Linked DNA regions of Mus musculus: all the other regions are linked to region 2. The links are chromatin loops, found by intact Hi-C in ENCODE. Cell type or tissue: left cerebral cortex. All regions are shown on one strand.

What was found. Hi-C counts contacts between places; a loop is a spot of excess contacts. Peaks named below come from ENCODE experiments on the same cell type or tissue, not always from the same donor. Only the 100,000 strongest peaks of a DNase experiment are listed, where the experiment ranks them.
Region 1: it touches region 2 in a loop (4-fold over the local background); 2 of 42 quality-filtered maps call a loop at or near these places.
Region 3: it touches region 2 in a loop (5-fold over the local background); 3 of 42 quality-filtered maps call a loop at or near these places.

What each region holds. Positions count from the first base shown.
Region 1 is chr6:107,241,104-107,243,603 of GRCm38, reverse strand. No RefSeq gene overlaps it. Among named protein-coding and RNA genes, the nearest start is that of Gm34933, 48 kb to the right of the region's middle. In left cerebral cortex, no CTCF peak of the experiment used is centred here; a DNase peak (open chromatin) is centred at 966; H3K27ac peaks cover 32 bases.
Region 2 is chr6:107,725,366-107,727,865 of GRCm38, reverse strand. No RefSeq gene overlaps it. Among named protein-coding and RNA genes, the nearest start is that of Gm35017, 88 kb to the left of the region's middle. In left cerebral cortex, no CTCF peak of the experiment used is centred here; a DNase peak (open chromatin) is centred at 1,050.
Region 3 is chr6:108,020,798-108,023,297 of GRCm38, reverse strand. No RefSeq gene overlaps it. Among named protein-coding and RNA genes, the nearest start is that of Setmar, 43 kb to the left of the region's middle. In left cerebral cortex, no CTCF peak of the experiment used is centred here; DNase peaks (open chromatin) are centred at 977 and 1,437; H3K27ac peaks cover 894 bases.

The DNA of each region.
Region 1 (2,500 bases), 480 kb after region 2:
TTGTACCATATCCAGTCAGGAGGAGAGAAAAATGAATAGACCAGTGTTGCCTACCTCCTTGCTTAGTACCCCAATAGCCATCTCTGCTGTTACCCAGTTCAGCACTCTAAAGGAGGATATGCTGGGTCATCCTACATCAACTACTAACAATTGAGATAATCACCCAGAACTTACTCACAGGTCACCCTGACCTAGTTAATTCCCCACTAAGATTCTCTTCCCAGGTGATTCTCGGTTGTGACAAGTTGACATTTAAAATTAACCATCCCAAGGAGGTTGAGTATGTTAACTTTCCTATGCAAAGCCTCAAAATGATTATTCTTAGAAAAAATGTCAGTGCTGAGAATTGAGCGGATGTCTGTGTAACTCTCAAACTTAAAAGGAAAGAAAACTCTTGCTATATAATTATTTCTCAAAGTTTTTCTGAAGTGGGTAACTGTGCATTTATTAGGCTTACTCCTCAGAACACAGGCAGACATTTTCATGAATAATGTCTCCATTAGCTTGGCCATCAGGTTCCTATTTGCCAGGGGTTCTGTTTGATGGGCTGTATAGAGGCCATTACACAGGCTAGTTTTCATTGATCTCCAAGCTGGGTGTGGATTTATAAAAGCACGTGAGTTACCACAGCACATGAAATCATACACTAAAGAGAAGCTGAGACATCTAATTTACCAGCACTTTCTTTTTTATTGTCTTTGCCCATTAAAACCACTAATGATATTGTCCACCAATAGTTATCATTTGTATCTTCTGGGAATGAGACTTGACTGAAAGCTCATTTTGACTCAGGGAATTGCTACAGCCTCCATTTTGCTGACAGTGGAAAATGAGCATCCAACTCAGAAGTAAAATGTTAGTAAGTTAGAAAGTCCTCTGAGTTTATGAACTGATTCTTGCACTGAATATCCATGTGATCCATCCTTCCCAGGAGCACTCTAGCAGGAGAGGGTTGTCTGGGAAATCAGCTAAGCTTAACAGATGGAAGGCAGTTTCTCCCGAGAATGTCTGTGTTGCTGTAGGGCAAGCATTTACAAAGGCTGTAAACTTGCCTGTATGTTGTTGCTGATAGGTTTTTACTAGACCATCTCTCACCACTTGTAGCTGTCCTTTGTTCATTTTAGATTTAAGGCATAAAGATTCTTGCATCATTTTTTGTTTCACTTCTTCTTTAGAGAGGAGAATGGTACCAAGAAAAAAGCTGTATGCTGAAAATTAAGCCACTGGTATTTGAGTTCTTTCTCTCCATCCCAGCAGATATGTCCCTATGCCATTTCTTCTCCCTGGATTTCAGTTTCCAAGGTCAGAGTCAAGCCATGCATCTTCTAAGGTCTCTTCTATACCTCACGTGAAGTGATAATTACCCTATTCTCATCCAGGAGTCAAGAATTATTAAATGTATTTCACACTCGAGACACTTCTACATAAAATCACCCAATTATTTAAAACTGTGATCTGGGATTTTGTTACTCTGATATAAGTATACTGTACAGGGCTTTAAGGCAAACTCCTCCATCTTCAGGAGTTCAGCAGTGTCTGTTTGGAAAAGATCATAGATTGTTGACTACTGACCTTCCTGGAGGAGGAGAGATGGTCATGGAAGTAACATGCTACTCCTTCCACCCAGTTGTATGCAATTCTGTCCTAACTGCACATGCATCCAAGAGGACATAGAATTGTAAGAAGAGTCCATCTATGTGGCATGGGGAAGTAGTCATCTATTCTATATACAGACCTTCCAAGTATGGATGTTTTAAAGCCTTCTGTTCTGTTACATATAACCCCTCATCCATTACTTTGTAAGCCCAATAAACTCCACTGTATTATGGTGGACCTGTACCTTGGTTTGCTGTTTGGACAATAGGAGAAAACGATAATAGTTTTTGTTTGTTTATTTGGTATGTGTGTGTATGTGTGTGTGTGTGTGTCACAGAGTAGGAATCTTAGTAACATTGGAATCTGGTCTTTTCCTGCTTTCTCCTTGATATCTGTAGGTAGCTAGAAATGAGGACAGAAAAGTAGAGTAGAAAGAAGGTCAGATTGGAAGTCTATCAGAAGAGGCTTTCATTTACTTCTGTTATAAGCTACATAGTCTAGAGAGTCATTCTGCTTCTTCAATAGAATGAGAGAGATTATTAGGATATTTTTGTGATTTTTTTTATATCTCAATTATCTTATAGTTTCTCAAACATCTCTAATTTCTGAAATAACTATCCTAAAACCCAAGGTTCCCTGTACCACACTGTGTTCTCTAACCAGTTACCAAGGCAAGATGATAATATAAAAAAAACACTCAGGCTTCTCTCTCTTGGTTTCTTTTTATATAAAATTGTAGAGAGAGAAAAAACTTACCTTGCAGTTCTGTCAGTCTGACATGCTGCTGGCTTCACCCCAAGTTTGCCCTTTTGTGTGGATTCTGATTAGGGCTGGGATATGCATTTGCTTTACCATATAGTTATTTTTGCTTAAATCTTCTCTTCTAACCTTGTCCAACTTCTAG
Region 2 (2,500 bases):
TCATGAGTTTGCATTAGCCAGTGATCTCTACGAGGTTAAGCTCTTTGAGAGTTGGGCATCTTGTGTTTGACTGTAGTGTGTTCCCACCCTGTTCAGGGCACTTAGTTCATTTAATACTTAGAAAATTGCCAGGTTTGGGTCAGCTGATCACTCTGTCTGTGACACTGAGAGAGAAGATGCCTCCATTTGCATCCTACCTTAAGCATCTTCTGCCTCTTCACTTTTGCCTCGGGGTTTTTAAGCCCCTGGAGCTCTTAGTGTACCTTTTACACAGCACAGAACTAGGAGGGAGTAAATACCCTGGGGGCAATCCTCAACTAATGGCAAGTAGGATAAATGCCTAGGCTCCCTGGTCTTCAGAAGTAATTCTTAGGTGGACTTCTCCTGGGCCCTTGAGAATTAGCGTCAGCTGCACTGAGCTCCAGTTGACCACAGTGCTTTCCAGTGTTTCATTTCCTCCTTGTTTTTGCACTTGCTGCGTAAACGGGAGGTCAGAATAAACTCCTTGCACTAAAGTCCCTTCCTCTGTTTATTAAATAGTTTTGGAGAGTAAACAGACAAATGGGTCACAGCCTTGTTTTCTTACACTTCATACCAGAGGCCAAGTCTTAAAAAAATATGAATGGGTCATGTGGCTGGATTAACTAGATAAATTTATCTCAGGATGGATACAGCCTTGGAGGTTCAAGATAGATATGGTTAAGGTTAATAGAGGTATGGCTTAATTCAGCATTGCTTTTGTTTTGCTCCTTTAATAGTTCACAACATATGACCAATTATACTGCTAAAAAATTATAATGCCTAAAAAGTTACTGAAATGAGTAGGTTGACTTGCTGAGGACAAGGATGGCTACAAATTCAGCTTGCCCCCATCCCCTGTGACATCAATTTTGGTGTAAAATAGACTAACCTGCAGTGTACTCCTATGCCACAGAATCTGCTAGTTGACACATTTTTTTTTTATGACTCTTTCCTCTTGAGTCTCTGTCAAGGATTTATTTTAAAAAGATGCCAGATACATATTCATAATCACTGAGCAGTCACTTCACCAACAAAGGTTGAAAAAAAGAGCATGGCAGATGGTGTCGTGAAAATTATATTGAAGAATACCCCTCATGTTGATGAACGATGCCGCAGTGAAGTCCTGCCATATATATAGGTGGCAGGGAGGATTTATGCCTGGTGTGTCTAGGATCATAATAACTAATGTATCAACTTCTTTGAAAACTTTTTAATTAGAGAGATCAGCAGGGTTTGTGGATGAGTCATGAAGAATAAGACCTTTCACTTGCAGTAAATGAGGGCAAACCAACTATCGGCAGCAAGAGCTTCATTTATTTCAGAGCCTGATATAAATGGCACTGTTCTAATTAGTCAGGCCAAGGGTCTAATCCCTGCATGGGTCAAATCAGGCTGCATCATTTCCTCACCCTGACTGCCCTCTTACTCCCAAGCACTGCAGTCACAGCACCCCATACACACACGTCTAGAAGAATGTGTGGCAAACTACTGTGTAAACCTGACCTTGTTACTTGTCTGATGAAAACCATTTGCTTGTGTCTCAGTGCTGAGTGTAAATTCTGGATTCCTGGCCACAGACCTTGAGGCACTGAATGATTTGACCCTAGCATTTTAGGTCTGTTACTTTTTCACTCCCTAACTTAGCCAAACTGTCCACCTGAGAAGAATGTTCACCTCTAGACACTTGCCATTCTGGAACACTAAGTGCATTATGGTTTTCCTAGCCTATTAGATGGGTGGTTTCTCCAGGTATCAGTTCTAGAATTATTTCAGAGGAGTATTCTCTTACCCTACTATGTTCACAGTACCCTCAGCTGCTAAGCTCTGCTTACTCACCTTGTGTCACTGATAATAAGCAATAGCATTTAACTCTCCAACTGTTTGCTCTAGGAAGCCAGTATATGTCCCCCTAAACTGGGATCATGCCTGACACTTATCATATACTCCATAAGTATATGTTACTTAGATTGTATATGAAGTTAAGTGCACACTGTAGGGTAGTGGATAGAAGTGCCATCTTTTGTGTATAGACTGGAACAATCTAGAGAATTCCCACAGGTTTTAAGCATAAGCTTTTAGGATACTGATCAGTGATTCTTAGGTTAGTCAGTCCCCAATATTAACTTTGTGAGAAATTTGTGTGAAGCTGGGACAGGTGCTGTATTTCTTATTTGAAATCAGTAGCAAATAGGGGCTAGCAAGCAGACTTCTAAGCTTATCATGGTAGCTCACAACGATTTCTAGGACAAAGAACTAAAACTTTATTGTCTTTTAATTGATTTTGCTAGAGTAGTATTCTAGAATTCTAGATAGTACCTTATAGGCACTCAGTTAACATTTTCCAATCAGAGGAAATGTATATACTTCTATTGTTAGTTAGTAGATAGTCTTACAACACACAGTCTTTAGTTTAGTGGACTCATCTCCCACACTGGAAAGGCTAAGGGCTGGTAGATGATCTTCCTGAGGTGGTTTCATT
Region 3 (2,500 bases), 300 kb before region 2:
AGATGATCAATTTAAGATGGGGTCATTAGGATATAGGCTCTAAACCAACATATCTGTGCACTAAATGGCTCACACAGAGACACAGAGACACACAGTCACACAGTCACACACACACACACACACACACACACACACACGAGCGTATGCACAACATGCACAAAAGGAATGGCTTAATAAAGTAAATTGACATATCATCTCATACTCTTTTTTGATTTTATCTTATATTTTATTATCAGTTTATTATATTAGGGTTTTAAAATATAAGGTCATGGCATATAAGTTTTTAAAATCTTTAATTTTGTATTTTATTATAATTATTATAAATGTTACCAATACACCAATAGATTTTTAAAAATATCAGTGCCTTGGTATTTTTATTTTATTCTTCTCTCATACATTGCATCCTGACTGGAGTTTTCCCTCCTTCCAATCATCCCAGTCCCTCCCCCACCTCCCTTTCACCCCAGATCCACTGCATTTCCCTTAAGCAAATGAGCAGGTCTCTCAGGGACACTCATCAAACATGGCTTAACAAGATATAATAAGATACAATAGGATACAAGATACAATAAGACTAGCTACAAATCCTTATATCAAGGCTGGATGAGATAACCCAGTAGGAGGCAATGGGTTCCAAACTCAGGCAAAAGAGTTGGAAATGCTTTCCATTCCACTGTTGGTAGTCCCACAAGGACACCAAGCTACACAACCATAAGGTATATGCAGAGGACCTAGGTTAGACCCATATAGGGTCTGTGTTTGTCACTTCAGCCTCTGTGAGCCCCTATGAGCCCTGCTTAGTTGGTTCTGTGGGCCTTCTTCTCCTGGTGTCCTCAACCCCCTGGATCCTACAATCTGGCTTCTCCCTCTTCTATGGGGGTTCTCCTGGCTCTGCCTAGTGTTTGGCTGTGGGTCTCTACATCTGCTGTTGCTGGGTGACACCCCTATGATGACAACTGGCCTAGGCACTGATCTATGTCAGCTCTCATTCTTGTCTTTTGGAGCTAGAACACTTGAAATCTGCCCTTCACGATTTTCAAAATTAGAATTTTTCTTTTTCTTCTGATTGCTGTACTGTGTATTTGGTAGATTGGAATCACATCCTTTAGAAGACACAGCTTTAAGGATTCTGTTAAGTTAGCTCAAAGACATAGTCAAAATTATCTCTGAAAATCCTTCTATAATAGATCATTAACTATAGTACATGCAGTTTTTCAGCGTGTATACCATCTGGGACAGTGATTTTTAATGTATCCATAGAGAGGAATCCTAGGAAGTAGGCTTCCCAAATAAAACCAGTGGATGGGAGAAAGCAGTCTCCATTTAAAGCCTGTCTTCCAGCCTGTGGAGGTGGCATATGTAACTGGTTCATATGCCTTCTCTCTCAGAGTGTAAACACAGAATGGTTGTACTTTATTCCATTTTTCACATTTATAGCTTCCAGCTCAACTCTGACGAACCTCGGCTTCCCACGGAGAACACAGTCACAGCTTGCTTGCGTAACTTTTCAGGCCTCGTTCTCTTTCTTTAAAGCTTAGTCCTTTGCCTTTAAAGACTCCAGTCTCATCTCTAGTTTACAGCTTTCCAGCCATCAGAGTTCTGCTGGCTGAGCACCAGTGGAAGTTTGGTGCCTTCATCAGTCTGTGCTGAGAAGTGACTCTGTCTCAGACGCATTCAAGTCTTCTAGACAATTAAGGTCCTTCTAGGACTTGGCCACCGTCTCTGGCTGCATCATGCCATGTTCTTCTTGCCATATTCTGTGAAGACTGAGTGCCACCCCTGGTTTCATTTGTGTTCTCTACCTTGCAGGCAAGGGTGGCATCTGTTTTTCATACTTATAAAGAACAGTTCCCTTGAGATGTGAGCATGGTTGGCTTGTTTCTATTTCTTTCTTTCTTCCTTCCTTCCTTCCTTCCTTCCTTCCTTCCTTCCTTCCTTCCTTCCTTCCTTCCTTCCTTCCTTTCTTTCTTTCTTTCTTTCTTTCTTTCTTTTTCTTTCTCGAGACAGGGTTTCTCTCTGTAGTTCTGGCTGTCCTTGAACTCACTTTGTAGACCAGGCTGGCTGGCCTTGAACTCAGAAATCTGCCTGCTCCTGCCTCCCAAGTGCTGGGATTAAGGGCGTGCGCCACCACGCCTGGCTGGTTTACATTGCATTTATTAAATGTGTATCTCCTTCATACCAATAATGGACCAGCAAACATATTGGCTCGTCCACTCAGGGTGAGCAAGTCCAACTTTTATTTCTTTTTATTATGTGTTGACGTGTGTGTGTGTGTGTGTGTGTGTGTATGCGTGTGTATGTATGTATGTATGTATGTATGTATATGTGTATGTATATGTGTAGAGGTTAACCTTGGGCGTCTTTCCTCTGCTGTTGTCCACCTTTTTTTGAGACTGGTCTGAAGCTTGCCAAGTAGGCTAGAGAGCTCCAGGGATCTGTTTGTCTCTGCCTCCCCAGCACTGAGATTACAAGTGTGCACCACCACATGCAGCTTTTTCTT